Regions from separate parts of the Homo sapiens genome. Here all the other regions are linked to region 4. A link is a loop called in an ENCODE intact Hi-C map of the cell type or tissue named here. Cell type or tissue: PC-3. All regions are shown on one strand. Links, peaks and the distances in the headings refer to the core of each region. The heading gives the core; the rest is flanking DNA.

Region 1 (7,894 bases), core at 1,403-6,402, 130 kb before region 4:
TTGGGAATGGGAGTATCTCTTACAGTTATCTCATCGCTTTCACACTATGATATCTGGGGTTGGGCGAGGGCAGTGATGGTGGCAGATAACTTGAATTATTAGTTCACAAACTTCCAGATTGAGAAAAAGCTGCATCCAAGCAGTCTAATTCACATCTAGACCTGAGACAGATAGTGAGATTCTGAACACTGAACTGCTTCCATATTGAATGAGAGATCTAACTGGGGCTTCTTGGGAGGATATGAATGTATTTCACATGCAGAAGAAATGCAAACAATCAATGGCCAAAGAATAAACTATGGTAGATTAAAGATGAGCATAAAATCTTTTCTATCTCCCTCATTGTCACATGAAATTGATTTCCTCTCCTCTTGAATCTGGGCTGGCTTTGTGACTTGTTTTGACAAACAGAATGCAGCAGAAGTGACACTGTGCAGATTCTGGGTCTAGGCCTTAAAAGACCAGGCAGCTTCCACGTTTGCCCTCTTGGAGACCCCAAGCCACCATGGAAACAGGTTCAGCTACCCAGATGGATAGAGCACGTGCAGAGAGAAAGATGCCAAGCCCCAGATGTCCCAGGCATCACAGTGAGACACCAGACATATGTGTAAAACTATCTTGAATTCCCAGCTGCAGGCAGTGAACTGTCCTAAGTCCAGCAAACACAAATTGCAGAATTGTGGATAGATAGGTGGTGGTTGTTTTAAATCACTAAACTTTGGGATAGCTAGTTACAAAGCAATAGATAAATAAACATAGATACTATGACGGATGGAAATTACTGCAAATTCTGTTGAGTTCCACATATCAAAGGATACAGGCCATCTCCCTTTCCCTTGAATTTGGGCTGGCCCCATGGCTTAGCTTTGACTAATATCTTACTTCCCATGCTCGACGGTTAGCTGGACAGTTCTTCTGCTGGGCTTGCCTGGGCTCACTTAGTTGGCTGCATTAAGCTGGGCTGGAAGATCCAAACAGCTTCACTCACAGGGCTGGGAGTTGGCACCAGCTATCAGCTGTAGCATCTTGGTTCTCTCCCCCATGCTGTCTTGTCTTCAGTAGACTAGACCAGTTTCCTTACATAGTGACCTTAGGGGCCCTTAAGCACCATGAAGCTGAGTGTCTAGAACTTGTACATTGTCACTTCTACCACATTCTATTGGTCAAAGCAAGTCAAATGGTCAACCCAGGTTCAAGAGATGGAGAACTAGTAGAAAACTGAGTAGTTTCTCTACCTGTTGATGAGAAGAACTGCAAAATATGGTGGCCATGTTTTTCAATCTATCACCCATGGGCAAACTGTACCACAATAATTGTAGTTAATGCCAGACATTTTTTGCTTAAGAATATAAGAGCTACACAGAACAAAACTAGAATGATTGTCTGCATCAGGGGTCCCCAACTCCTGGGTTGTGGACCAGTACTAGTCAGTGGCCTGTTAGGGACCTGGCCACACAGCAGGAGGTGAACAGCGGGCAACCGAGTATTACCTGCCCGAGCTCCGCCTCCTGTGAGGATCAGCCGAGGCATCAGATTTTCATAGGACCGTGAACCCTACTGTGAACTGCACATGCGAGGGATCTAGGTTGCGCGCTCCTCATGAAAATCTAAGTAATGCCTGATGATCTGAGGTAGAACAGTTTTATCCCAAATCATTCACCACTACCACCCCTCCTCCAACCTCCACCCCTCGCACCCCTTACCCCCATCCCTGTTCATGGAAAAATTGTCTTCCACAAAACTGGTCCCTGATGCCAAAAAGGTTGGGGATAGCTGGTCTACATAATACATGACATTTAAAAATTCAGCTCATGACAGCACTGTATCATCATTTTATTTCAGCCTGAATGTCAAAACTACCTTAATTTTTCTTTTTCTTTTTTTAGGAAGCCAGTTTTAAAAAAAATACCAATGTTTGGCTGGGCACGGTGGCTCACGCCTGTAATCCCAGCACTTTGGGAGGCTGAGGCGGATGGATCACAAGGTCAGGGGATCGAGACCATCCTGGCTAACACGGTGAAACCCCGTCTCTACTAAAAATACAAAAAAATTAGCCGGGCGTGGTGGCGAGCACCTGTAGTCCCAGCTACTCGGGAGGCTGAGGCAGGAGAATGGCGTGAACCCATGAGGCAGAGCTTGCAGTGAGCCGAGATCGCGCCACTGCACTCCAACCTGGGGGACAGAGGGAGATTCCGTCTCAAAAAAAAAAAAAAAAAAAAAAAATACCATTGCTAAAGCTAGGTCTCCAACTAACCAGGGTAGACACCATTGCTGGTAAGAACTGTTTTCCCCTGAAATCCTGTTAAACCTGGGAAATGGAGAGTAAGGAGGAATTGGAATACGAAAGCTGCAAATGCATGAAGATCAGTCAGGTAAGACCCCTAGATTCCTGGGCAGGCCCCCAGCTACTGCCAATCCTACTGTAAACACTGCTGTAAAAATGTACATTTTTTACAATTAGACTTAACTTCTCTGGAATTAACCTTGAGTGATTAATAGCTCGAATTCTACTAAGAACCAGATATTGTAGAGAATCCTTTAGTTCATGAATTCCACAAATATAAGTTTGCTGAACTAGAAGAGTCTGAGAATATCTACCTTTAGTCATGAGTCAGAAATAAGTGGTGGTAGGCCAGGCGCAGTGGCTCACATCTGTAATCCCAGCACTTTGGGAGGCCGAGGAGGGTGGATCACTTGAGGTCAGGAGTTTGAGACCAGCCTGACCAACATGGTGAAACCCTGTCTCTACTAAAAATACAAAATTAGCCATGTGTGGTGGTGCACACCTGTAATCCCAGCTACTTGGGAGGCTGAGGCAGGAGAATCACTTAAACCTGGGAGGCAGAGGTTGCAGTGAGCCGAGATTGCGCCACTGCACTCCAGCCTGGGTGACAGAGTGAGACTCCGTCTCAAAAAAAAAAAAAAAAAAAAAAAGGAAATCAGTAGTGACAAATCCATGTCTACACTTGATATAAAAAGTAAACTTACCTATTTAAAGGAACCTTGTGATGATTGTGTTTCTCACCTTTTATCATCTAGAGCTGCAGTCCCCAATCTTTTTGGCACTAGAGACTGGTTTTTTAGAAGATAATTTTTCCACCATTTGCGGGTGGTGATGGAGTTTCAAAATGAAACTGTTCCACCTCAGATCATCAGTCATTAATTAGGTTCTCATAAGGAGCATGCAACCTAGATCCCTCACATGTGCAGTTCACAATACGGTTTGTGCTCCTATGAGAATCTAATGCTGCTGCTGATCTGACAGGAGACAGAGCTCAGGTGGTAATGCTCACTCGCAGCTCACCTCATGCTGTGCCACCCAGTTCCTAACAGGCCATGAACCAGAACTGGTCCACGGCCCAGAGTTTGGGGACCCCTGATCTAGAGAAATTTCTTGGACAAAGTTTTGTTTGTTTGTTTTAGAGAAGGGATCTCACTTTGTTACCCAGGCTGGAGCACAGTGGCTATTCACAGGCATAATGACTACACATTGCAGCCTTGAAGTCCTGGGCTCAAGTGATCCTCCCACTTCAGTCTCTTGAGGAGCTGGGACTACAGGCAGGCACCACCACTCCCAGCTTAGATAAAGTGTTTTAATCAAATATGCTGTAAGAAAGATTTATGTCAGCTTGAAAAGTAACATAGTTACTTTTTCACAGTTTTATCAAAATAGATTAAGACTTGAACAATCTGTAGTATCAATGAGGTACTATTTTTAAAAAATTATTTGGTATTACTTCCAGTTTTATATCATAATTGTGTTAGAGAAGGCAAAAGTTACATGCAGTTTTTCAGTTTTACCACTAGATGGAGAATGCGTCTTCTAAGCAACTCAAAACAAATCTTAAGAGTGCCCACTTTGTCTGCTAGGCCCTGCCAGTGCTGAAATACCATATGTAGATGATACCTGAAGTGGCTTTATGGTCTATGAAGGATAAGACAAGAATGGAAGAATCTGTATTTCGAAGCAGAATATAAATGTCAAAATACAAACAAAATGTTCTATGGAAATTTAAAGAATAACTCCAAAAAGTTAGCAGAGTTTTGGATATGGTGTATTTGAGATTTGAAGTTAAAGTGATGTTTCAATAGGCTGAAGTGGAGAGTAATGCACAAACACACAGGCAGAAAAGCATGACAGTGCAGCTTTCTTGGCAGAGATAAGATCTGAGATGTAGTACTGGGCTATAATGCTTTAAATAAATGAACCAGGCTCCTCCACATTCCCTCCCTCAGGCAGTTGGAATGCCCTGCTGCCACAGTCATAGGCCTTCTACCTATTGGAAGGAGTAGAATGGGAATTTCTTGAAGTCAGGGATTTTTTGAGTATGTTTTTGAATCTCTAGCATTGTGCTAGATACATGTAGCTTGGGAGCCAAGAGAAATGGGAAGTTACTGGAATACTTTTCTGGATAAAAAATTTGGCCTACCAAATTTAGCTTTCATATCCTCCTTTAATGGTGGGCTAAATTTTTTCTGATTATAAAAGGTATACATGTTATTGTTATTTTTTGGCTATTTTTACAAATTTGGCCCACCATGAAAAGAGGATATAGATTTCATACTAATGAGAATCTTCCAAAAACTATGCCATATTATGAAGGTAAGTCTAAAACATCAGTCAGCAAGTTTTATAATGTTAAGGCAGCCTTATTTCAGCATATCATGTATACTGCTGCAGTGTAAAATGTCAAATTAGGATAGAGATTGCAAGCTGCTGACTTGGGGTCCTATGTAGCTCAAGACAGATTTTGTTAAATTTGCACAATGTTTTAAAAAAATTTTAGTTAATTGATATTACTTTACAAGTCATGAGATTTTCACATACAGTCTAGATTTCTGGCTTCTCTTTAAAAATTCAAAAATTGCATCATAATGGGTCCCCATTCTCAGATGCTGGAATCACCTGACACTGGGTGGAGAATCTCCCTATGAGATCACACACATCCTCTCTGGATTTCACAGTCCCTCTGCTCCCTTTGTAACACATAGGACCTACCTTCACCATGTACATTACCTGTCTGGCCTAACAGACAATTGATTTGTGTGACCTCTGTGTGGACTCATTTGGATCTTCAAACTTTAGTATATTTGTTGAACCAGCCATTACCAGTCATTACACACTGATATTCTAAAACTCTTTACTGAATCCACATTTTGGTTAGTGTGTAAAATCTGGTTTGTTACAACTGAACATGCACACCATTACTTCATTAACCTGAGTTCTCCAAAAAGTTAGCAGAAGATTTTTGGATGCTATTGAATGGGATATAATCTGCTAAAAGTAAGAGGTAAGAGACATGGTGTAGGATCAAAGAAAGATCACATGAGTACAGGAACATCTGAGAACTCTGCCCTGTGAGCATATAGGGCGTATATTCTGGGCAGCAAAAATGTCTATTCACGTAACAATACAGTGCTGTGGATGCTCTGGTGGTGAAATTGTTTGAAATATATTAATATGCTTTTTTATTTTTGTACTTCTTTGGTCATGACTTTTCCCCTAATTTACCATCCCTTGTCTTAAGAAGAGTTAGGATTTTTATAGCAGGAATACAAAGGGTCACTGTTGAACTCCTGAAGCCCATTTCAGAAGCAAGAGTATTTGTGGCCCTGCACGGTGGCTCATGCCTGTTATCCCAGCACTTTGGGAGGCCGAGGCAGGTGGATCACCTGAGGTCAGGAGTTCAAGACCAGCCTGGCCAACACGGCGAATCCCCTCTCTACTAAAAATACAAAAATTAGCCAGGCATGGTGGTGTGCACCTGTAGTCCCAGCTACGCAGGCTGAGGCCAGAGAATCGCTTGGACCCAGGAGGCAGAGGTTGCAATGAGCCGAGATCATGACATCGCACTCCAGCCTGGGTGACAGAGTGAGACTCCATCTCAAAAAAAAAAGCATCAAGAGTCTTGGAAGCTAGATACATCATCAGAGTATAACCAGGAAAATAGAAACCACTCTAAGAACTTAGAGAAAAATTACATAGGTAACTGGATAAAAAGGAAATGGAGGAGGTGAGAAACCAAAGAGTGGATGGCAAAGTCACCCAGAGATTACCACCACCACCAAGACTGGAGAGACAAGGGAGCAGATGGTGAACCTACAAGGAAGCTGCATCCACAGGGTCAGTTCCGGCAGAGTTATCACTGAGGTAGAGGGAAATACCCAGCCTTCTCCTTTGCCACCCCTGTCTTTATCTCCTGCTAGCATCTCCCAGTGGCCATCCCAGCCAGAGCCAGTTGCCATGGGGTTTGCAAGCATCAGGGTCCCCAGACAAGAATGCTGGGCAGGGGCAGGGTAGGGATGGACTGGAGAACAGGCTGATGACCTGCACACCGATGACAAAGGCCAGCCAACTGAGATGGAACACGGTTTTGTTCTGTTTTTCACTTGCAAAACATTGCTTTTAAATATCTAGATCCAAAGCATAGAGGGCTAAGTTAAGAATTTTTAATGTAAACCATAGAGTAGAGAACATGAGGTCATGGCCACTTGCTGTCACAGAAAAAAAGGCAATAAAAACCCTTTCTCGTTTGGAGAGAGTCTGAGGAGGACAGGGCTCTCCAACTCTGTGAATGGGGCTGGGTAGGGAGGGAGAATCTGACTTTGGCTATTCCTCTAGAGGTTAGGGCTGGGGACGGTTCTGGGGGGTGATGTACCATTTCCATCTGGAAATTTTGAAGGACCCTGCCTTAAACAATGCCCCACACTGACATGGGAATGAAGTAGAGCAGCACTCTAGGACAGTGGTTTTCCATGGGGATTCTGGTGTTGTGTGTATCATGGGTGAGCTCCAGAGGCCACGTGCCTCTGTGCAGGAGGCACAGCCTCTGAGAGGGCCACGGCCCCGAGAACTGGATTCTAGTTAAGGAGGGCAGACACCTTGAGCAGGAGTTCAGCACAAGCACCACAGGCCTCTACAGCACAGGCTGGCAGGAGCAGTAGCCAGTGGTGCACACAGGAGAGACAGACACCTTGGTTGAGGCCAGCAAGGAGTGGAGGTCACAGAGGCTCAGGCCCTCCTCTCCACAGTGCAGTGCTGGATACATGCCACCTGCCACCTGCACTCACAGCATACCTCTGGGGCAAAGGGAAAAGGAGATTTTTTAAAGCCTAAGCATCGAGTTTGACTTCGAATTAATTAAATTTGAATTCTGAATTGGTTATTTTTCCAAAAGAAATGAGGTTTTAAACTGGATGTTTTTTATCTTCATGGGGCAGAATGAAATGTTTCTACCATTTGTAGAAATTAGGGGCTATTTTTATCGACAAATAAACTTACATTTCTTTGCATCTGACTTCAAACCTATTGCATGTGCAGGGTTTCGGTCAAGAATGCCTGCTCTGAGTTTAAACACACAGACCACACACACACACACATGCACACAGAGATCACTCACACACACACGCATGCACACACAGTTTTTCAGCCCTTCAATTGCCTTCTTTGTTACAGGCTGAATCAGCCTTTCCCTGAAGCAAAGAATGCCATTCTTTTTTTTTTTTTTTTTTTTTTTGAGACTGAGTCTTGTCTGTCGCCAGGCTAGAGTGCAGTAGTGCGATCTCGGCTCACTGCAACCTCCACCTCCCAGGTTCAAGCGATTCTCCTGCCTCAGTCTCCTGAGTAGCTGGGACTACAGGCACATGCCACCACACGCATCTAATTTTTGTATTTTTAGTAGAGACGGAGTTTTCACCATGTTGGCCAGGATGGCCTTGATCTCTTGACCTCATGATCCACCAGCCTCAGCCTCCCAAAGTGCTGGGATTATAGGCGTGAGCCACTGCACCCAGCCAAAGAATGCCATTCTAATGGGTGAACAATCACTGGGCAACAAATATCATTTTGGGAAAGATAACTTGATAACTTGGTTTAAACTTTCCAAGTTATCCA
Region 2 (7,894 bases), core at 1,857-6,856, 73 kb after region 4:
AGATATTCATGTTTACTTCCTATTTCCAGTTTTTAGCTCACTAGCCATAAATGCTTAAGAAGATACATAGGAATAATCCTTTGCTTTTATATGAGGCTTTATAGCTCCAAAGCACTTTTGAATCCATATCTCATTTAATATCAAAAAAACCTTGTGAGGCTAGGTAGAACAAGTATTTTTATTTTAAGATAAGGCTTAAAATTGTTTAGTGCTTGGCTTACTACTAATAGAAAAATTACCTAAAGGCCGGGTGCAGTGGCTCATGCCTGTAATCCCAGCACTTTGGGAGGCCGAGGGGGGAGATCACGAGGTCAGGAGATGGAGATCGAGACCATCCTGGCTAACATGGTGAAACCCCGTTTCTACTAAAAATACAAAATAATTAGTCAGGCATGGTGGCGGGTGCCTGTAGTCCCAGCTGTTCAGGAGGCTGAGGCTAGAGAATGGCATGAACCCAGGAGGCGGAGGTTGCAGTGAGCCAAGATCGCACCACTGCACTCCAGCCTGGGCAACAGAGCGAGACTCCATCTCAAAAAAAAAAAAAAAAAAATTACTTAAAATTAGCAGCAGATGAATATATTTTAATTAATTATTAAAAGACCAACATAGCTTAAATAATACTAAACTTATTTAATAAATTAATAATATTAAAATAATATATATAAATTAAACCAAATAAATTTAATTTTGTTCTCTTTTTTAACATTCTGAATTGGCCTTTGATAACCTTTTTGGGCTTACCTTCCTGTTATTCAAAAATATTAATCGACCCTTGAACAGATAGCTGGCAAAATGCATGTTCTGGGGCTTAGAAATATCATGTGGTCCAGGGCCAGGCACAGTGATCCCAGCACTTTGGGAGGCCAAGGCGGGTGGATCACCTGAGGTCAGGAGTTCGAGACTAGCCTGGCCAACATGGAGAAACCCCGTCTCTATTAAATATACAAAAATTAGCTAGGCATGGTGGTGCATGCCTGTAATCCCAGCTACTCAGGAGGCTGAGGCAGGAGAATCCCTTGAACCTAGGAGGAAGAGGTTGCATTGAGCTGAGATGGTGCCATTGTACTCCAGCCTGGGCGACAAGAGCGACACTCCACCTCAGAAAAAAAGAAAGAAATATCATGTGGTCCAATTTAATGTCCTACTCTTTCACCAGTTTTTACATAGAGAAAAGCCCTATATAGTGACACATTTCCTAAAGAGCGGGGCAAAAGAAATGACCAGTTAGTGGTGATCCCTGAGAACTGATCGTTATTCCTTTTGATATTATAGCCTGACAGTGATAGATTTTAGAAGGAGAAAATATTGTGTCACATATTTAGGAAATAAAGTATAAATTGACTTTTACAAGAGAATATTTTAAATATCCATTGATGTTAGAAAACATGGTAACAGACTGACTTTGATTATTTTAAAATTTGTGTGTATTGTTCTTTATTTACTCTACCAAAAAAGGAAGATCCAAGATTGAAAATTCCAGCCCATCTGAGAGGAAAGACATCACTTGATACTTCCAATGATCTAGGGCCTTTACCTGTAAGTGTATAGAAATGCTAACCCATCTAACTTGGCTATCTCAAATATTTTGCATTTTCGGGTATAGTATTTCTTTATCATCTATAATTAATGTTATTATTAAAATGTTGATACCTTCTAAGAATGGAATGGAATATGCAAGTTAAATTAACCATACAACCAGTGCTATTTTTCTATCCATTCATCTACGCCCCTCTCCTAAAATAATTGAAATACATTTTTAATTATAGCCAGGATGGGAAGAGAGAACTCACACAGATGGAAGAATCTTCTACATAAATCACAGTATGTGCAGTGCGATTTTTCATTATGTTATTTTTTGTAATAAATTTTATGTGTGAGAAAGTACATCTTTTTTCTTTTTCTTCCCTTCAGATATAAAAAGAACACAATGGGAAGATCCTCGGTTGGAGAATGTAGCAATAACTGGACCAGTAAGTCTCTCTGCCAGTGTGCTCTGATGGGACTGTCCGCTCACCTGTCTCTTCAAGAGCAGATAGTCACGGGCATAACCCTACAGGCATTGAGAGGAAAGCACATTGGCCGTTCTCTCCTCTCCCCCATTTCCCATACTCCAAGTCTCAGTTATTTGAAAAGATTCTATAACGTCATTATCCTTACCCTACGCAATAGCAGTGAGGGGACAAGTGAGCCAGACAGTCAGAATGCTAAGGCAGTGTGGGCTGCTGAGCTCAGGCTGGTGCCTCCCACTGTCTGAACAAGAATGATGACAGTCCTCCACAAATCAGAGAGGAGCAGAGAGTGTATGCGGATGAGGAAGCAGCAGCACCCTATCCACTCCAGGGTCATTCTTAAATTTTTTTATAGAAATCAAGCCAGGCTCACACCTGTAATCCCAGCACTTTGGGAGGCCAAGGCAGGTGGATCACCTGAGGTCAGGAGTTCGAGACCGGCCCGGCCAACGTGGTGAAACCCTGTCTCTACTAAAAATGCAAAAAAAATTAGTTGGGCATGGTGGCAGGTACCTGTAGTCCCAGCTACTTGGGAGGCTGAGGCAGGAGAATCACTTGAACCCAGGAGGCGGAGGTTGTGGTGAGCTGAGGTTGTACCACCACACTCCAGCCTGGACAACAGAGCGAGACTCCATCTCAAAAAAAAAAAAAAAAAAGGAAAAAGAAAAAGAAATCATTGTAAATGCCCAGTATGTAAGACACATCCACACTTAAGTATAAATATTACCACGTATGATAATTGTACTACTCTTGAGTCAGATTGATAGGAAAATTATCCTTTTTTATAGCTGCTTTTTCCATTTTATTCAGATTTTGTTTTCTAATTCATAAAAATAAATAAAACTGAAGATACCGTTTTTTATTACTATTTACTGTCTCAACATGTAGTCCTTTAATGGCTCAAAAAGGCAACTCCTTGGAGTTCAAGGAAAAAGTACGCTTTTCACATTGTCCCTTTAATGGAGAAATCACTTTGAAAGTCTCTTTAGAAATGGAAATTTTTGTTTCTAATATTTCTCTACCTGGAAGAAATTTCCTATTTCTGGCATGCTGCATTTTAAGAATATTGCATAATGAAAATTACAGCCATAGGAATTGCTGAATACAATTTTATCTTAAACAGAGAAATTAAATATTTTAAAGTTTAAAGTTTTGTATTTGTTTTTCTTCTAATTAAACTTTTCTTTCCAAATATTTTTCTTTTAATGCCCTTACGTTCATAAAATACAACAAATAAAAATTGTTCCAGAATAAAAACAACCTAAACTTCTTTATTTTTCCAAAATTTCCAACTAAAGGCAGTGCCCTACTCCAGGGATTACAAAAGAAAGTATGAGTTCTTCCGAAGAAAGTTGAAGAAGCAGGTTAGTCATGTTTATAATAAATACTTAAGAGTCATCAATATATAGATGGAAAGTAATGGGAAATGTTTTTTACAGTAATAATTTGTTCTATATTTGTAACAACTTTGAGTGAACAGTTTTTCCTAGAGAAAGGATGCTCATTTTTTGAGTAGCTGTGATATATCACTACAGACCATAATTAGTTTATGTCTTTATTTTTCAGTATATTTTATAATATAGAAAAATGGCATTTAAAGTTTGCTTTCCAGAGCTCTAACCTGGTGTATCCCTGTGGGGTTTATGGGGCTTGATCTTTGTAGAATCTGAGCAAGAGTGGGTCAGGAAATTATCTTCTGGCCTAGTCTTTGACTGTGTTGGAGGACGGTCTGGATTTTTTTATGACTTTGTTGTTTTCCAGCGAAAGTCATTCATTCTCTACGGCTTCAAATGTAATGTCTCTGCATAATTTAAAAATACAATCATGAGTGGAACTGTGCTCTTGTGACTTGTCTCCTTATGCTTATCAGTTATGTTCACTACACTTTTTCCCATCGCCACAAATGCAATATGTTTGGAACTAAACTCATCATCTGGCCATCTGTTTCATTCCTGGTTTTGTTTACTAGTTTTAACGCCTCTCTTACTTGCTCATCCTGTCCTCCTTTGCCTGCAGTTTAGGAATACTACCACTAGGTGGCCATATTGGGTTATACTTTCTTGCATTCTAAGCCAGAAGCTGGCTTTCACAAATATTCAAGATGGTGGGTGGGCCACCTCAGAGTTTCACCCAAATTTTTAGCAAAAAGAAAACATGATAGTTTTTTTAGTGTAAACATTTTATGCCCTAATAAAATCCTTAAATATCATAAACTTTCTAAACTCATTTTTAAGGATAATTTTGTGGGCCAGGTGCAGTAGCTCATGCCTGTAATCCCAGCACTTTGGGAGGTCGAGGTGGGTGGATCACTTGAGGTCAGGAGTTCACGACCAGCCTGGCCAACGTGGTGAAACCCCCGTCTCTACTAAAAATACAAAAATTAGTTAGGTGTGATGGCGCACACCTTTAATCCCGGCTACTCCGGAGGCTGAGGCAGGAGAACCGCTTGAACCCAGGAGGCAGAGGTTGCAGTGAGCCAAGATCGCGCCACTGCACTCCAGCCTGGGCAACAGAGTGTCTCAAAAAAAAAAAAAGAAAAAAGAAAAAAAGAATAACTTTGTGTCGAAATTTCCCTGGAAATTTGTTTTCTACTTCTAGACTTTGGGATTTTAAATGTTTACTGATTTATTGTTCTGCTAAATATTTTCATTGTTAATGAGAATACGCTGGAGGAATAGAAGCACTAGCTTCTCCATTTGCCACTCTGAGTGGTTGAAACATGTTGTAGTATCTAATTATTAATGTCTTCCAGGCAGCAGGAGATGGGAGACAATGCCATTACAGGCCTCAAAATACAAAAAAAAAACCATGATAAAAGCAATTATATTTGTTGATCTCTCATTGCATACCAGGCGTTCTTCTTAGAAGTTTACATATGTTATTCATTTAATGTCTACAATAACTCTGTAAGGAAGGGACTACTATTACCTTTCACAGATGAGGAAACTGAGGCACAGAGAGAATAGGTAATGTGATCAAGTCCCATGGTTATTAAGTAGAAAAGCTAAGTGGTCTAGCTCCAGATCCCATGTTCCTAAGCAACATGACATGTCATATTGGTGACTAAGAGAATTAAGAGAGAAATTAATTAATTTGTATGGAAATTACCCAGAATGCAACAAAGGTATGTAAGGGGATAAACATATAAAAGAAAGGTTAAAAGACATGAAGTCACCCCAGAAGGAGGGGACCAAGATCATGAAGAGGAGAAGGCTAAGAATATGAATTCTCACATTAGTAAAAAGGCCCAAGCAGTACTTTAAAAATAAAATCTGTATCTAGACACATCATAGCAAAAGAGCAGAACACTTAGAATGTAAGAACATGTAACACCAAAACAGAAATAAAGAATATTAAAAACACCAGGTGCAGTGGTTCATGCCTGTAATCCCAGCACTTTGGGAGGCTGAGGCAGGAGAATTACTTGAGCTCAGGAGTTCAAAGCTGCACTGGGCTATAATCATGCCACTGCACTCCAGCCTGAATGACAGAGCAGTACTCTGTCTCAAAAAAAAAAAAAAAAAATTGAAAACCGGTGCTTGAAAGCCGTGCACTGTCTTTAACCTTTTCCTCTTCCTTATCCTCAACATCTTGTAGTTAGGAATAATGATGGCTAATAATTACCATATGCCAGATACTGTTTAAGCATTTTTAATGCATGGAGTTGAAACAACTCCATGTGGGTAGCTATCATTATTATTATCCCTATTTTATAGATGAGGAAACTAATCCTTAGAAAAGACATGTAACCTGCCCAAAGTGTCACTCCTAGTGAATGGTGGAGTCAATAACACAGGACCAGATTCCAGAATGCATGCACTTGTCTACTACTCAGTTCAAACACTGAAGTTCTCTTGTACCCCCCTCTTCTTCCACTACCATTGCTCCTTCACAGGTCCCTCTGTCTTCTCTCACTCAGCTATTCCAGGGGTCTTTAACTGACCAGTGTGCCTCTTGTTTCTCCTCTTTAAAACCACCCTTTACACCCTGTCCCGTCAGCTTCTGAGAACCCAGCAATCTGACCGTGTGGCTCCCCAACCCAGAAACTCTCTTCTTAACTGCATTCACACTGTCCACCCTCTGGCCCCAGACTACTTTTTTGCATTTTTCCCCTATAATCCCTGCCTTCTTTCCCTTCCTCTCCCTTCTTCTCCTTCTGTGCCCTCTAGGTATTAAATATATCAGACCTCTCATGTATGCTGTTCCTCCGTCCTTCCCTCCCTTTCTCTGTCTAAAGACTTCCTCTCAAAGCCTTCTTGATTGCCTCATTTGAAGTCAATAGCTCAGTCTTTTATGCCCTGCAGAACATTGCTTCCATCTCTATCATCAGCAATTGTCCTCCTATTTTAAGTCTCAGAATTAGCATCATTTACACTTGTTTTTCACATATACGCCAGATGAGAAACTCCTTGAGGAAGCAAGGACATCTTACCCTATGTTTTTATTCCCTTTATTCCCCATCGTTGGCCCTACTACAATACCACCTGGCCCAGAGTAGGCCTTTGATAAATGCTTACCTGCACCAGCTGCCTAGTATCCAGTCTAAAGTTGCTGTTCTGCAAGCTTACCATTTTTTTAATGACATAAGCAGTATAGGAAACTGCTCATATCATGCTTATATTGCTTATATCAACTGCTTACATTATTATGTTTCTATAGGGCTTTCCATTTTCCCTAAATAAATTGAGAATGAAATTGATTTTTTTTCCTTAGAGCTAACCTTCTTTTTTGGAGGTGACAGAATATTGATGGCATGTTTTCTCTTACTGGTTTCCCCTGGAAATTTGCCCATGAAGTACTGAGGAATAAAATATTTAGATATATCTTTTGTAAAATTTACAATAAGTTCTGCCTAAAGCATAGTTGTGTACATTTGTCACATAAGCAAAGAACGTACAAAAGATTAGTGAGGCAATGTAGCTCCATTAATTAAGAGCACAGACTCAGGAGCTAAGACTTTCTTAAGTCGTCTTCTTCAGTTTTATGTGTAAAATGAAGACAATAATAGTAGCTTTCGCATAGTGTTGTTATGAGGTTAAACACGTTAACCTGCCATTCCAGGGTACCCATGCCTGGCTGTTTTAGTCCGTTTTCATGCTGCTGATAAAGACATACCTGAGACCAGGCAATTTACAAAAGGAAGAGGTTTATTGGACCTACAGTTCTACATGGCTAGGGAGGCCTCACAATCATGGCAGAAGGCAAGGAGGAGCAAGTCACATCTTACATGGATGGCAGCAGGCAAAGAGAGAGCTTGTGCATAGAAACCATTAGATGTCGTGAGACCCATTCACTATCATGAGAACAGTGCAGGAAAGATCCGCCCCCATAATTCAATCACCTCCCACCAGGTTCTTCCCATGACACATGGAGATTGTGGGAGTTACAATTCAAGATTAGATTTGGGTAGGGACACAGCCAGAATATATCACTGGCACAGTCTGTAAATGTCACCATCTGTTAATGAGTGAAGCAAGATAGACTCCAGGGAGGAAAGTAGAGGTAGGGAAAAGCCTGAACAGACAGGCACAACAGCTAGCAGGCAGTGGCTATCCTACAGGTCACAGAACGGTGTTCATTGGAACTTAATATGAAAAGGACTGTTAACGAAATGCCTTCATGGGGGCATTACCATCACCATCAATTGCTTCTTTAGGCCGGGTGCCATGGCTTATGCCTGTAATCTCAGCACTTTGGGAGGCCAAGGCGGGAGGATTGCTAGAGCTTAGGAGTTTGAGACCAGCCTGGGCAAGATGGCAAGACCTCAAAAACTTAAAAAATTAGTCAGGCATGATGGCATGCGCCTGTGGTCCAGTTACTTAGGAATCGGAAGCAAGAGGATCACTTGAGCCCATGAGGTCGAGGCTGCAGTAAGCCATGTTCAC
Region 3 (7,894 bases), core at 1,155-6,154, 180 kb before region 4:
TTGGGGGAACAAAAGTTTAGAAGTTACTGATTTCTCGATATTTCCAAAATACATATTGACTATATGTGTGTATAGTCAAGAGGAAAAAGTCAGTCATCATGTAATATGTTTTATAGGAATTTTAGAAAAAATGTGTGGCTATTGGCATAGTTTTGACATTAGAAAGATTCAAAACATCAGTCTTCTTGTATGTTTAAAAACCATTTAAAATGTTATATTCGCAAGGCTGCTGACTGCTGTGCACTAGTGGGTATGAGTCCCTTATTTGCAAAGCTCTTATATGTCTGCCAGTGGGTCAATTCATACTACTTTAACCCACAGATTTATATTGTATCTTCTAATTAAGAATACATATCTTTAACATGCTTCAATTTAATTTCTCTGGTCTTTTACAAGTTAACATTTCCTTTTTTCTTTGCCTAGTTGGAAGGAGCTGAACCTTCTGGGCAGCTTCAAAATATTGATGAAGAAGTTATCTCTTCTGCTTGCCGTCTTGTGTGTGAGTGGGCCCAGAAAGTGTTAAGCCAACCATTTGACACCGTCTTGGAATTAGCCCGCTTCCTTGTAAAAAGTCACTATATAGGCACCAAGTCAATGGCAGCTCTAACTGTAATGGCAGCAGCACCAGCAGGTACAACATTACTGTGAACAAGCTAAAAACTGACAGAGGTATTATTGTATTTAGAATTGGTAGCAAAAGAAGAGTTAGATCAAAGAACTTCATCCTTTTAGTACTTGCATGTGTTCACTCTTACTCCGCTTAACACTAAATTCAGATGGGTCTGTTGAGCCAAGAAAATAATAATCCTTTCATTATAAAGCTTAATGCTATGTTTCTATATATTGCTTTGCTGGCATATGAAACTGTAGATTCCCCAGCTGATATGTTATTAATTTTTCCATTGCTACTTTTACATTTATAGAATGTGTTTATATGTACTTTTATATGTACATATATGTATATGTGTATCTAAATTAATAAGAGAAGTAAAATAATAAGATTAAATTTTAAAATTACTTGTTAGATTCCCATTCCAGAAACTAATGCTTATAAATAAAATTATCTTTGCACACTGTGACAGGTAACTTAGCCTCAAAAAAACAAAACCGTACAAAGCCTTACTAAAAAATAACAAGAGTGATATTTTTTACTGTGTATTCATGACTATTTTTATTCAAAGATGAGTTTTTGGAATCGACAATTTTGGGAATTGACAGTCTTGTTAGAATGACTCCCTCCTAAATTAATAGTTGTGTAAAATAACAGTTCTGATGAATTTTTAAAAATATCTTATTTCAGTTATACCTTATAAACCTAGAGTGGATAAATTATTCTAGAAAATCAGGATGTCTGTTAAAAATGTAGTGATATAGTGATCAGAGACTTATTTTTCCAAGGACTGTCCTTCTAAGTGTTAATTCTGAATATTTAAAAATCTACAATAGATTTATCTTGGCCAGAATTATAGTCTCTTAATTAACTTCACTTCTTTTTTTAGTATCTTTTACACATTAATAATGAGTCCGTTTTCTTCTAATTTTACATTTAGTATGTGGGATGTATGTGTGTGTAACCTCTCCTTTTGTGGTCAATTGAAGACCCATTTCAGAAAAAGAGTGTCACAGAGTTTTTCCTGTCTGCATGTAAACTGTATGACCTAAGTCTGTTTATTCATTGTACTGACCAGCAGGAGAATGCTTGACCAGCCTTATCGAGCTAAATAGCTCACTTATGTTACCTCATTTAATTCCCCCAGCAGTCCTGTGAGATAGGTGATATTTATTCCCAATTTATAGACTTGGGGAGGTCAATTAACTTGTCCATGGGCACATAAGTAATGGAGCCAGGATTTGAATTCTGATTTGTCTGTCTCCAAAGCCCAGCTTCACTCAATTATATCATAATGTCATATAGTAAAATAAGCTTTAAAAGGAATGAACCCTTCAGTTTGCTCTGCTGTCTTTCTCCTGCCCCTGCCAACACCTAAAAGAGTACATCAACAGATGAAGGATTTAGGAGGTATCATGGGGAAAAGAAACATCTCTTTCCTATTTCTGTCATTCACAAAGTCTAACTGTGGGAAATGTTGAATGAATTGAATGAATGAATTTTTAAGGTCTAAGTGCAAATAAAGGTGTGAGTTTAACAAAAGTATTAAAAATTACATATATTAAAAAGACACTCCATTTTTGAAAGCAATCAGCCTGAGAGGGTAAATACTTTACCAATTGTATCATTACTCAAAACATTTTTAGAATGTCTCTCAAAATTTTGATCTCAGCCCTTACTATATTTTTCAAAAAAGACCTTCGATAGTAGACTAATTTTTATCCTTTGAAGGTGAATTTTTTTTTTTATAAATATAGTCTCCATATTAAGAACAGGTTGTGTTACAAATGTCCTTTTGTAAGTCAGCTGCTTGGAACTCATTCCTGTCTCAAAACCCTGGCAGGAAGGATAAGACAGCCAAGCTATGAGCCATTGGCAGAGGCTCTCCAGAGTGCAGGTGCTGAGAAGCCAGAGCTGAGGCTTGGGGTCGGAAAGGGGCAAAACAACTGGAGCTGGATTTGAGATGAAAAATTGTGATTTTTAAAAGGGGCTGGGGGTTCAACAGATCCTCATCATTATTGAGTATGGGGAGAGAGTTATAGCTTCCTCATTGTCTATTTCCTGCTCCCCACACCAAGTTGTTGTTGTTAACTAGAATGATGAAAAGCAGAAATTGGGATGGGGAAAAGAAAAGAAAGGGCAAGGTGTACCAGCAGGATAGTTGTTCCTCTCCTTTCTTCTCTTCATTGTTTTTACTGCCCACAACTTACTTTCTAATGATCTCAATGCCACGCCCTAAATCTGAAATGAGCTTTTAAAAAATTTTTATTTTATAATCCATTTTTCCTAAAATTTATATTTTGCTTATTTTGTCAATTTTTTTCAGTGTTTATCTTACTGTTTTAAAGGTTTTCTCAGTGACACTTTTTTGGAATATCTTAACTTTAGTCTTGTTAAGAAATTCTGCTTCTGAATTTCTTCTAGGTCATACTGGAATCATTGTATAGTAGCAATAAAATAATAGTGCCTATTTCCATGAATTGCTGGTAGGATTAAAAACTGTTTTCTCCATACAAATTTATTCCATTATGAGGAGTGGCTTCAGCAAATATTTATTGAATTATTGAATGCCCCTCATGGGCTAAATATTAAAATCATGAAAATACATGTATTTATTTCTGATTAGAAATGGGGGGAGGGAAATTTACTGACCTTTGAGAAAATGTAAAAATGCTGTGTTGGCATTTATCTCAGCTTCTGCACATTTACGATATAGCTACGGTTTTTAAAATCCTGTTGTTAACTGAAACTGTCACCTGATTTTAAAATCCTGTTGTTAACTGAAACTGTCGCCTGAGTTGAACCATATTGTAAGATGACAAAACTATATTGACAATTGTTTATAAATTCGAAGTCTAATGCTTCATAAAGAAATTGTGAGTTAAAATTTGCCATTTTGGTTGCTTTGTCCAGTAGATGGCTACATTCTCAAAGAAATTCAAAGGAACCTCCCTTCTATAAAGGAGAGTATTTATTGCAGCTTTCCTTTCTGTTTATTTTCAGGAATGAAAGGAATTACCCAGCCTTCTGCTTTTATACCTACAGCTGAAAGTAATTCCTTTCAGCCTCAGGTGAAGACTTTGCCATCTCCAATTGATGCTAAACAGCAGTTGCAACGGAAAATCCAGAAGAAGCAGCAAGAACAGAAACTACAATCCCCTTTGCCAGGAGAATCTGCAGCAAAAAAGTCAGAAAGTGCTACAAGCAATGGAGTGACTAATCTTCCTAATGGAAATCCTTCAATCCTTTCTCCTCAACCTATTGGTATCGTTGTGGCAGCTGTCCCTAGTCCCATTCCGGTAATATAATTAAATAGTATTTGGCCTTATTGGGATGGTGGGAAATCAACTGTTTACTTAAAAGTGGCAGATGAAAAGAAGGCAGGTATAAGAGTAGCCACAAACTGATTTTGTGACCACAGGAAGATTCATTCCCCTTCAGTCTTTTATTCAGGATGTATGTTGTTGATTACAAAGTAAGCTATGAAACATTATTGAAAATATAAAGATCCAAGACATACAAAGTATGCACATAACCACTCAGAGCTTTATGTAAGAGTGAGTAATTTTCTCATTTTTAGAGTTGTTTCATCCCTGGCTGAGCCAAGATTTTTTTTTTTTTTTTTTTTTTTTTGAGACAGAGTCTTGCTCTGTCTCCCAGGCTGGAGTGCAGTGCTGTGATCTCGGCTCACTGCAACCTCCACCTCCTGAGTTCAAGCAATTATTCTGCCTCAGCCTCCCGAGTAACTGGGATTACAGGTACTCACCACCACACCCAGCTAATTTTTGTATTTTTGTGTTTTGTATTTTTAGTTGGCCAGGCTGGTCTTGAACTTGTGACGTCAAGTGATCCACCCGCCTTGGCCTCCCAAAGTACTGGGATTATAAGCGTGAGCCACCCCACCCAGCCAAGATAATTTAATTGCAGTCTTTTTTTAAAATTTAAACGCTTTTCTTTTTTACATTCAGATGGAGTAAAATTCTAATGTGTAATGATTACTTAAATGTAGGCCTATCCGTGGCTTATCAGATACAGGACTAGAACCTTGGCCAAGTTCTTTAGCTAGTTTATTAACCTCTATTTGTAGATAAGGAAACAGTCTCCTCCTTTCCTATCTCACACAACTGAGGTTATGATGAAGGGACTTTTAAAATGAGAGTAAGTTGGTGCTTTATGTTATTATTGATAATAATATTTAGGAAGTATTTTGTCGTTTTTCTTGTTCCTATTATCATCATCGTGTTATTAAAATATGAAATACATGGTAACCGCACTATTCATTATAGGGCAAACTGGAGTAGACAGTAGTTGTATCTTATTTGCAGTGGTTTAGTTACAGACATTTAAGGTAGACACATTTATAAGACAGTTTCCCCTATGAGTGAGCCATCTTAGCATAGATTCTGGTAGGTAACCTTTACAGTTGTATGTTTCTTCAAGATTTTATGTCTTCTTCCTGTAACCCCCTTAAATCATTGTTTCAGCAAATATTCATCACAGGTGTGAAGCTTTTAGTCTTAATTGAAAAGTAACTTAATGTTCTTACATATTTTTTAATTATAATGCATTATGGTTGCATTTGTTACATTTATGTGTCTGATTGTGTAGAACCTGGTCTAGAAGAACTCTCTTCTAACATAGGAACTTTTTTCTTTTTAACATTAACATTTAATAAATGACTTAAAAGTATATACAGATACATGAATTACTATTTACAGGCTAGACCTGTTAAATCTGATTTTTTGCTATCTTTTAACAGGTCCAGCGGACTAGGCAATTGGTAACTTCACCGAGTCCAATGAGTTCTTCTGACGGCAAAGTTCTTCCCCTCAATGTACAGGTGGTCACTCAGCACATGCAGTCTGTGAAACAGGCACCAAAGACTCCCCAGAACGTTCCAGCCAGTCCTGGTGGGGATCGTTCTGCCCGGCACCGTTACCCTCAGATCTTACCCAAACCAGCGAACACCAGTGCACTCACCATTCGCTCTCCAACTACTGTCCTCTTTACTAGTAGTCCCATCAAAACTGCTGTTGTACCCGCTTCACACATGAGTTCTCTAAATGTGGTGAAAATGACAACAATATCCCTCACACCCAGCAACAGTAACACCCCTCTTAAACATTCTGCCTCAGTCAGCAGTGCTACAGGAACAACAGAAGAATCAAGGAGTGTTCCACAGATCAAGAATGGTTCTGTCGTGTCGCTTCAGTCTCCTGGGTCCAGGAGCAGCAGTGCGGGGGGAACATCTGCTGTGGAAGTCAAAGTGGAACCCGAAACATCATCAGATGAGCATCCTGTACAGTGCCAAGAGAACTCTGATGAGGCTAAAGCTCCCCAGACACCTAGTGCCCTTTTGGGGCAGAAAAGTAATACAGACGGAGCACTGCAGAAACCTTCAAATGAAGGTGTCATTGAAATAAAAGCAACTAAGGTCTGTGACCAGAGGACCAAATGTAAAAGTCGCTGTAATGAAATGCTGCCAGGCACGTCAACAGGCAATAATCAAAGCACTATCACTCTATCAGTTGCTTCTCAGAACTTAACTTTCACCAGCAGCAGCTCACCACCTAATGGTGACTCAATCAATAAAGACCCTAAATTATGCACTAAAAGCCCAAGAAAACGACTGTCTTCTACATTGCAGGAGACCCAGGTGCCTCCTGTAAAGAAACCAATTGTGGAACAGCTTTCAGCAGCTACCATAGAAGGGCAGAAACAAGGCAGTGTTAAGAAGGACCAAAAGGTTCCACATTCAGGGAAAACAGAAGGTTCAACAGCAGGTGCTCAGATTCCTAGCAAGGTATCAGTAAATGTCAGTTCACACATAGGAGCAAATCAACCCTTGAATTCCTCTGCCCTTGTTATCAGTGATTCAGCTTTGGAACAGCAAACAACCCCATCATCATCTCCAGATATAAAAGTAAAACTTGAAGGAAGTGTCTTTCTCTTGGACAGTGATTCAAAGTCAGTTGGCAGCTTTAATCCAAATGGATGGCAACAAATCACTAAAGATTCTGAGTTTATATCTGCCAGTTGTGAACAACAGCAAGATATCAGTGTTATGACAATTCCTGAGCACTCTGATATCAATGACTTAGAGAAATCTGTTTGGGAATTAGAAGGAATGCCACAGGACACATATAGCCAGCAGCTACATAGCCAGATACAGGAATCTTCTTTAAATCAAATACAAGCACATTCTTCAGATCAGTTACCTCTGCAATCTGAACTGAAGGAGTTTGAGCCTTCTGTTTCCCAGACAAATGAAAGCTACTTTCCTTTTGATGATGAACTTACACAAGATAGTATTGTGGAAGAGCTGGTGCTTATGGAGCAGCAAATGTCAATGAACAATTCTCATTCTTACGGCAACTGTTTGGGAATGACCCTTCAGAGTCAGTCAGTAACTCCAGGAGCTCCAATGTCATCTCACACTTCCAGCACCCACTTCTATCATCCAATCCACAGCAATGGCACTCCAATCCACACACCCACACCCACACCCACACCCACTCCTACTCCAACCCCAACCCCAACCCCGACATCTGAAATGATTGCTGGATCTCAGAGTCTGTCACGGGAGAGCCCTTGCTCCAGGCTAGCCCAGACTACACCTGTGGATAGTGCTTTAGGAAGTAGCCGACATACACCCATTGGTACTCCACATTCTAACTGCAGCAGTAGTGTCCCCCCCAGCCCTGTTGAATGCAGGAATCCGTTTGCATTCACTCCAATAAGCTCCAGTATGGCATATCATGACGCCAGCATTGTCTCAAGTAGTCCTGTGAAACCGATGCAAAGACCCATGGCCACACACCCTGACAAAACCAAGCTTGAATGGATGAATAATGGGTATAGTGGGGTTGGTAATTCATCAGTTTCTGGCCATGGTATTCTCCCAAGCTATCAGGAACTAGTGGAAGACCGTTTCAGGAAACCTCATGCTTTTGCTGTGCCTGGACAGTCTTATCAGTCTCAATCCAGACATCATGACACTCATTTTGGTCGTTTGACTCCTGTCTCTCCTGTGCAGCATCAAGGTGCCACTGTAAATAACACCAACAAACAGGAGGGTTTTGCAGTCCCTGCCCCTCTTGATAATAAAGGAACTAATTCATCTGCCAGCAGCAACTTCAGATGCCGGAGTGTGAGCCCTGCTGTTCATCGCCAACGTAATCTTAGTGGAAGCACCCTCTATCCAGTATCTAATATCCCACGATCTAATGTGACCCCCTTTGGAAGTCCAGTTACCCCAGAAGTTCATGTTTTCACAAATGTTCA
Region 4 (7,894 bases), core at 1,959-6,958:
AAACAAATTAAACTTTGTATTGGTGGAGTTTTTGTGTGTGTTTTGTTTTTAACTCATGAAATATACATACAAAAAAGCCCACATAATATAAATATTTTAAATAATAAGACAAATATGTATACACGTTACTCAGCTTAAGAACTAGAACATTACCAAAATCTTTGAAACCCTCCCTAGATCCCTCCTTAGTAGCATCTTCTTTTCTTCCTCCACAAGTACTAGCCACTGTCCTCAATTTTGTTTTTATCATTCTTTGCTTTTTAAAATACTTTTATCACATGTATATATATCCCCAAAAAACACATTGTTGGCCGGGCATGGTTGCTTATGCCTGTAATCCCAGCACTTTGGGAGGCCGAGTTAGGTGGATCACCTGAGGTCAGGAGTTCAAGACCAGGCTGGCCAACGTGGTGAAACTCTGTCTGTAATAAAAATACAAAAATTAGTTAGGCGTGATGGTGGGCACCTGTAGTCCCAGCTACTTGGGAGGCTGAGTTGGGAGACTTGCCCGAACCCAGGAGGTGGAGGTTGCAGTGAGCCAAGATAACACCATTGCACTTCAGCCTAGGTGACAAGAGCGAAACTCTGTCTCCAAAAAAGCAAAAACCCACATTGTTTATTTTGCATATTTTTTAATTTGTAAAAATAGTATATCTCTATAGACATTCCTCTGATATGCTTTTTTGCTTAACATTATATTTGTGAGATCTGTGATTACACATTTCAATGATGCATAATTTTCTATATTCTGAAAAATCATAATGCTATAATTTATGTATTTAACCTCCTTAATAGATATTAGTGTTATTTCCAGTATTTTGCTCTTACAAATTGATAAACATTTTTATGTCTCCCTATGTACGTGTCTGAGTCTATCTCTAAGAGATATGTTTTAGAGTTGAATTGCTAGATCATGGTATTACTGTTATTTTTCCTGTTGCCACTGATACCGATGTGAATTTTGCCTGATCATTGAGTGTATTATTGGTGAACTATTTTATTTGCGTTATTTGCATGTTGTCCACAAGGAGGGACAGCTCACATTTGTGCTTTCCACCATGCTTAATTGTCTGGTCCATTTTGCCAGTAACTTTAGTATTTGCGTGACTCTTTCTTAATGGCCAGAATGGCTGTTTGTCAAACACTAATCAGTGAATTAACATTCCTTAAGCATTTACTGTGTATATAATACTATAAAGTGTGTCATGATAGGTTGGAAGAAAAAAGTATTGCCTTTGATATTAACAGTTGGATATTTATAGATGGATAAATATGACAAAATTTTTAAAACTTTTAACCATATGAAAAAACAAATAACACATTAATCAAAATATTGTAACACCTGTAATCCCAGCACTTTGGGAGGCTGAGGCGGGTGGATCAGGAGGTGTTCCTGAGGTTAGGTGAACACCTGATGTCAGGAGTTCGACACCAGCCTGGCCAGCATGGTGAAACTGCGTCTCTACTAAAAATACAAAATTTAGCCAGGCCTGATGGTGCGCACCTGTAGTCCCGGCTACTCTGGAGACTGAGGCATGAGAATTGCTTGAGCCCAGGAGGTGGAGGTTGCAGTGAGCTGAGATCACACCATTGCATTCCAGCCTAGGCAACAGAGTGAGACTCCGTCTCGGCGAAAAAAAAAAAAAGTTATTATAGATCCCCACACTAAGGACTAAGAAATTCTATTATAATCCTGCCTTTCTTTTGGGGTATTAGCTTGTAACCCTAAACAAATTATTCAATCCTTCTAAAAATACCTTCTCACATTTAAAAAATGAGGACAACAATATTTGCCCTGCCTATCTCATAAGCATATTGTGAGGATAAAATGAGACAATGACGATGAAAATACTTGGAAAATTCTTTATCATGATACAAATATAAAATGTCATTTAACATTCGTAGACTTAACGCGTTTGTAGCTCTCTGATATGGTATATCTTGTGTTAGCTAAGATATACCATTTAGTATATCTACTGTGTTAGATGCTCTTCTATGAGTGGGAAATACAGCTTTTCTTGAGAAACTCGGTTTACCAGCAAAACAAAGAGCCAAAGATAATTAGAACATGGTGGTGTGTGTCATTCTAGTCCTCTTGATTTGTTGCTAGTCTTAGCAGGTAAGGGAGGTATAGAGATGACCTGAGATGTTATAGAACCTATAGCCATTGGTGGAGTAACAGACCTGATTGTATAGCAACAAATGACCTGTGTCATTATAAATGTCATTCCGTCTTTATTCTGCTGAGGCACTCACAACTAAATTTAAAATGTACCATTTTCCTAGCAAATTCTCTTGGAAAATGGAGGGTGAAGAACACAAGTATAATATTAAGCAGAAACAACTTTAGTCATCTGGAAAACGTTTGTAATGTAAGTGATATTTGCTTTCAATAAAGAGTAGGCTTATATCACTTTTTTCCAGCCAATTTTAAGACTTGAGTGTTATAAAATATTGTCGTTTCATTATGGTGATGGTGGTGGTAGTGGTGGCAATAATGACAGAACATTTCAGAATGATGTGTCTTAAAAAAACTCTACCCACCAATGCAAAAGTTAGCACTGTGTCACCAGTCTAAGATATACACCTGTACACATTCAGCCACCGGTTTTAGGAGCCACCTATATTCTGGGTGGAGACCCTGTGCTTCTCACGTTTAGCAGTTGTATTAGTGAAGGTTCTCCAGAGAAACAGAAACAATAGATTGTGTATATATTTTATGTATTATTTATTTTTCATATATTTTATATATGAAATTATGTATAATATATGAATATATATATTTCCACACAATATATATATAGTGAAGACTTCAATCTGAAATCTGCAGGGCAGGCCAGGAAGCTGAGAACTTAGGCAGGGATTCTACATTGTAGTCTTGAGGCAGAATTGCTGCTTCTTACACAACCTGTGTTTGCTTTCAAAGCCCTCAGCTGATTGGATGAGACCCACACACATTGTGGAGGGTAATGTGCTCTACTCAGAGTCTACTGATTTAAATGCTAATCATGTCTAAATGTCTTCATAGCAATGTCTATACTGATGTTTGACCAAACAAGTGGGTACCATAACCTATCGAAGTTGATACATACAATTAACCACCGCAGCTGACTTTGGCCTTCAAAGTTCAGTCAATGATTAAGATTACCCAGAGCCTATCCATACCATGTAGATAATCACATTATTTTCCATGTAGATGATCAGTAACCAACAGCTCTGAATGTGAGGTTCTTAGCTTCAATCCTAAGACGTTATCTGTTTCATTCCGGAATATGAAATTCTATGTAGGACTTGCATGGATTCTTTCCAGATGAGGGCTGCCATGTCCCTCCAGTTCTTCTACACTTAAGGTTAGGATTAACACTCCTGTTTTGGTATTTGCTGGACTGAGAGACTACATTTTATAGCAAGTTCCCCGATTTCCCATGTAACTGCTATAATAGCAGTATAGATCCTATGCAATTTCAGACCTCAGCCAGCAATGCAAATTGTTCAGCCTCCCTAGAATTTAAACTCAGACTAGAGTGCTAGGAAGTGCATGTGATTCTCTTACCTTACATTTCCTTGGCTGAAACCCTCTCTGTAAATTTTTCAAACGTCATTCTTTCTTGTCCACCTGCAGTGCTTTTTGATATTTCTTTAAAAGTGGCGGCTGGATCAACTTCAACAACAACAAGAAAAATCCTGAAAGAAAGCATTAGGCATTCAGAGTGACTGTGATGACACCATCCATCTCTCCATCCAGACTTCTATCTGGTGTCTTCTGGTACTTACTTTGAGCCCAGGATGAGCTCAGGAGCATCAGAAGAAATGTGTAGTTATGGCCCATGCTCTCTGGAAAGTTAAAATCTAGTTAGGGGACATGGAACTGATGCTTATAGTGAAGCTTACCAAAGAGAAGACATTTATCTGACCAAATACTTGGAGTTCATTATTTTATATGTTAATAATGAGAGGAGCTTTTCTTATTTCCTGGAAGTTTTAGGCCACAGACATGAACAATTAGATCTCATTGATTAGCCTATTAGAAGGGATTCATTCTTTGAGTTATTAGACCCCACACTTAATCCCAGAAAGAACGCTGAAGTCATTTGAAGGCAGAGTAAAACAGGACTCCTCCTTATTTAAAAGAAAAAGATGTTAAGAGAATATTGACTGAAGTCTGTAAAATCATAAAGGAGGTGGTTTATACAAAAGCAAAAATAACATAATAATTGTATTACTAAGTTTTCAACTATTGTACGCATTCAAAAACAGGGCTGTTTCATTCTAGTCAAATGAAATGCAATGAATTCCCATAATTCTGTTTTGTGTCTTAATTGATTAAAAATCTGTTTAGAAAATTCTGATCAAAAACAGATCTATCTTAAGCAGTTTTTTTTTTTTAACAAAGTATGAGTATATGTTTTACATATTTGCTTTTACTTAGGAAAAAAAACTTACTTAGCAAAATACAACTTGGGTGTAGTAGCATGTGGTATAAACAACGGAACTATTTTACCTTTTACTTTCCTATGAATGAGCCAGTATATATTTATTACTGGAGTTCCAGCTATAAAATTTAGGTGAGGGGTTTAAATATACCCTAGAGTATTATTTAAAAATAAATTTGTTTCTTTCAAATAGAATACCAACCTTGGTCTATGGCATTTGAGAGAGAAATTAAAATATTAAATTTTGATTGCCTAGTAAACTGAAAATAAAGGTTAAATAAATACAAAGCAGAAAAAATATATATACAAAATCACAACCTCTAAAAGGACAAACAGTCCACTGTTCTCTACTGTGGGAGCTTTATCAGCACTGGTGAGTAATTCCACCTCTAGGGTAGGGCTAGCTCTCAAAAATGTAAACAAGTATGTACTTCGTTTATATAAAGAAATGTGCAGCTTGGTTTGTATTTCTTTATAGATATCAAACAGCTAAATGGATTGTTTCAAAGTACCAGCAGGGGCCAGCAAAGAGCTCTTAGAGTTTTTCAGAACAGAATTGGCATTGAGACATGTTTATTTGATGTGCTAAATCCTTTTTAGACTTCTTTACTTACCACAACACTCTCTTAAGTGAATGAATTGCAGAGACAGTGGAATAAAATATCCTGTGTGTTCAAACTATCTTGGGGTATAGTTTTTTTTTTCTAATCTGCATATATTTTTATTGGAATGTTTGCTTAGGCTATTTCTTGGCAGTTTTAATAGTCAAAATATAAATGGCATCATTTAAAGACTGTTCTACTTGGCTGGAAAAGGCCTTAAAATTACAGGAGAAAATGCTTAGTGACAGCTTCTCTTAAACTTTTTTTCTTGAACCTATGCTTCAGTTTTGCAATGGTATTACTAGGTTAATTTTGTAGTTCTGTCCTTAAGCTTTCACTTTTTATGTAACTAGCACTTTGGAAGCTAAAATATGTATCTATTTGATGTAGTGCTAAAGTTTTAATTCATTGTAAAGTTTTGGTATTTCCAAATTTACCTAACTGTTTGAATTCACACATTAAAAAAAAAAAATTAACAGTCCCTATATTAACTAACTTGACTAGATTCCTAGTATGGCTACTATTTGGAAATTCAATCTTTGATTTGATGCTTAATTACATGGGGTTTTGTTCCTACCAACTTCCTGTAATTCTATACCTATGGGTAAAAATATTAGTGGGCAAAGTCGGCTGGAGAAAGTATAGGCACTGTGATTCACATAGTTAAATGTTCATTTAGTAGAGCTGGGGTGAAAAAATACTGTTTCAACTTGAAATGTTAGAAGATTGTTGTTCTTGTGTTACTCATTCATGCAAATTGGAGAAGGTATAATTGAAACAAGGTTGGCTGTGTTTGAGTCAGTGTGCTGCAGCTGAGCTCAGCTTAAAGGTCGCTGGAAATCAAGTGCTTTGTAAGTGAAGGCATTTTGACTACAAGCGATTCAAGACATTTTGGAAACGTCAGTCTCTGGAATGGGTCGTCTTTTTCTTTCTATGATATCTGGTATCTAATGTTTTACTTAGGATAAAGACTACTACTTAATAGCTCTTTTAGGCACCACAAATGATTTTTTCTTTTGATGCAGTGCAGCTGCTTCTAGCCTGTCTACGGACAGAGATCTTTGTTATGACTTTCAGCCCTTAACATGTTTGGAAATGAGAACAAATGGCACAAAGCTTACGATTGCACTTTGCAGCCAGAAGAAGCAATACTTACCCTTTGTCAGAAACCTCCGGAGATGACTTGGATAGCCATGTTCACATGTGCTTCAAAAGACCAACACGGATTTCAACGTCTAACGTTGTTCAAATGAAGCTGACTCCCAGACAGACTGCACTAGCTCCGTTAATAAAGGAAAACGTTCAGTCTCAAGAAAGATCATCTGTTCCCTCATCTGAAAATGTTAATAAAAAGAGCAGCTGTCTACAGATTTCACTACAGCCAACAAGGTACAGTGGATATCTTCAGTCTAGCAATGTCTTAGCTGATAGTGATGATGCTTCGTTTACTTGTATCTTGAAGGATGGTATTTACAGTAGTGCTGTGGTCGATAATGAATTGAATGCTGTGAATGATGGTCACCTTGTAAGCAGTCCAGCCATTTGTAGTGGTAGCCTTAGTAACTTTTCAACCAGTGATAATGGGTCTTACAGCAGCAACGGTAGTGATTTTGGGTCATGTGCAAGTATCACAAGTGGAGGTTCATATACTAACAGTGTCATCAGTGACAGTAGTAGTTATACTTTTCCACCAAGTGATGATACTTTTTTGGGTGGAAACTTACCTTCTGACAGCACCTCCAATAGAAGTGTGCCAAACAGGAATACTACTCCTTGTGAAATTTTTTCAAGAAGTACAAGTACAGATCCTTTTGTCCAGGATGACTTGGAACATGGATTAGAGATTATGAAATTGCCAGTGAGCAGGAACACAAAAATTCCACTAAAACGTTACTCCTCCTTAGTCATTTTTCCTAGGAGTCCTTCAACTACCCGACCGACTTCTCCAACAAGTCTGTGTACTCTTCTGAGCAAAGGATCCTATCAAACTTCACACCAGTTTATTATTTCTCCTAGTGAAATTGCACATAATGAGGATGGCACTAGTGCTAAAGGATTTCTTTCAACAGCTGTCAATGGACTTCGGTTATCTAAAACAATTTGTACCCCCGGAGAAGTAAGAGACATACGGCCGCTTCACAGGAAGGGCTCGTTACAGAAGAAAATTGTTCTTTCGAATAATACTCCCAGACAGACTGTCTGTGAAAAGTCATCTGAAGGATATTCTTGTGTTTCAGTGCATTTCACCCAACGAAAAGCAGCTACATTAGACTGTGAAACAACAAATGGTGATTGTAAACCAGAAATGTCAGAAATTAAGCTTAATTCTGATTCAGAGTATATTAAGCTCATGCATAGGACATCTGCATGTTTGCCATCCTCCCAAAATGTAGATTGTCAAATAAATATCAATGGAGAATTGGAAAGACCACATTCACAGATGAACAAAAACCATGGTATTTTACGAAGAAGTATTTCATTGGGAGGAGCTTATCCAAATATTTCCTGTCTATCCAGCCTTAAGCACAATTGTTCTAAAGGGGGACCATCTCAGTTACTCATAAAGTTTGCATCTGGAAATGAAGGTAAAGTGGATAATTTATCAAGAGACAGCAACAGAGATTGCACAAATGAACTGTCTAATTCTTGCAAGGTAAGTTTCCTTTGGTCTTGGTAAATGTTAATTTATATGAGAATAACTTAATGAAATATTTGGAGAACATTTATTGTAACCAAGCAGTTTTACATATTTTCCTGGTCCTTAGCTAGCAGTATTTTGTAGTCATAAATTTTATATTTGTAAATCTGAAGAACTCTATGTATAGTTTTTTACTCTATTTGTTATTTTACCAGTGTACA

The links. A loop is a pair of places that touch in the nucleus more often than their neighbours do. Peaks named below come from ENCODE experiments on the same cell type or tissue, not always from the same donor. Only the 100,000 strongest peaks of a DNase experiment are listed, where the experiment ranks them.
Region 1: it touches region 4 in a loop (7-fold over the local background); 15 of 110 quality-filtered maps call a loop at or near these places.
Region 2: it touches region 4 in a loop (2.8-fold over the local background); 6 of 110 quality-filtered maps call a loop at or near these places.
Region 3: it touches region 4 in a loop (13-fold over the local background); 4 of 110 quality-filtered maps call a loop at or near these places.

The regions. Positions count from the first base shown.
Region 1 is chr15:56,048,876-56,056,769 of GRCh38, reverse strand. No RefSeq gene overlaps it. Among named protein-coding and RNA genes, the nearest start is that of NEDD4, 59 kb to the right of the region's middle. RefSeq lists a silencer at 7,012-7,187. In PC-3, for the core only: a CTCF peak has its summit at 3,805 (motif pointing right); a DNase peak (open chromatin) is centred at 3,839.
Region 2 is chr15:55,842,448-55,850,341 of GRCh38, reverse strand. NEDD4 (NEDD4 E3 ubiquitin protein ligase) reads left to right here. Exons shown (of 29, transcript NM_006154.4): 15 at 1,456-1,536; 16 at 1,767-1,821; 17 at 1,912-1,970; 18 at 3,308-3,373. Among named protein-coding and RNA genes, the nearest start is that of PRTG, 100 kb to the right of the region's middle. RefSeq lists an enhancer at 3,767-4,308. In PC-3, for the core only: a CTCF peak has its summit at 4,011 (motif pointing right); a DNase peak (open chromatin) is centred at 4,031.
Region 3 is chr15:56,094,096-56,101,989 of GRCh38, reverse strand. It overlaps RFX7 (regulatory factor X7), which reads left to right. Exons shown (of 10, transcript NM_022841.7): 8 at 424-631; 9 at 3,614-3,909; 10 at 5,370-7,894. Among named protein-coding and RNA genes, the nearest start is that of NEDD4, 100 kb to the right of the region's middle. In PC-3, for the core only: a CTCF peak has its summit at 3,523 (motif pointing right); no DNase peak of the experiment used is centred there.
Region 4 is chr15:55,915,078-55,922,971 of GRCh38, reverse strand. The region is part of intron 5 of NEDD4 (NEDD4 E3 ubiquitin protein ligase); the gene reads left to right. Among named protein-coding and RNA genes, the nearest start is that of NEDD4, 75 kb to the left of the region's middle. In PC-3, for the core only: a CTCF peak has its summit at 4,949 (motif pointing right); a DNase peak (open chromatin) is centred at 4,881; H3K4me3 peaks cover 462 bases; H3K27ac peaks cover 2,314 bases.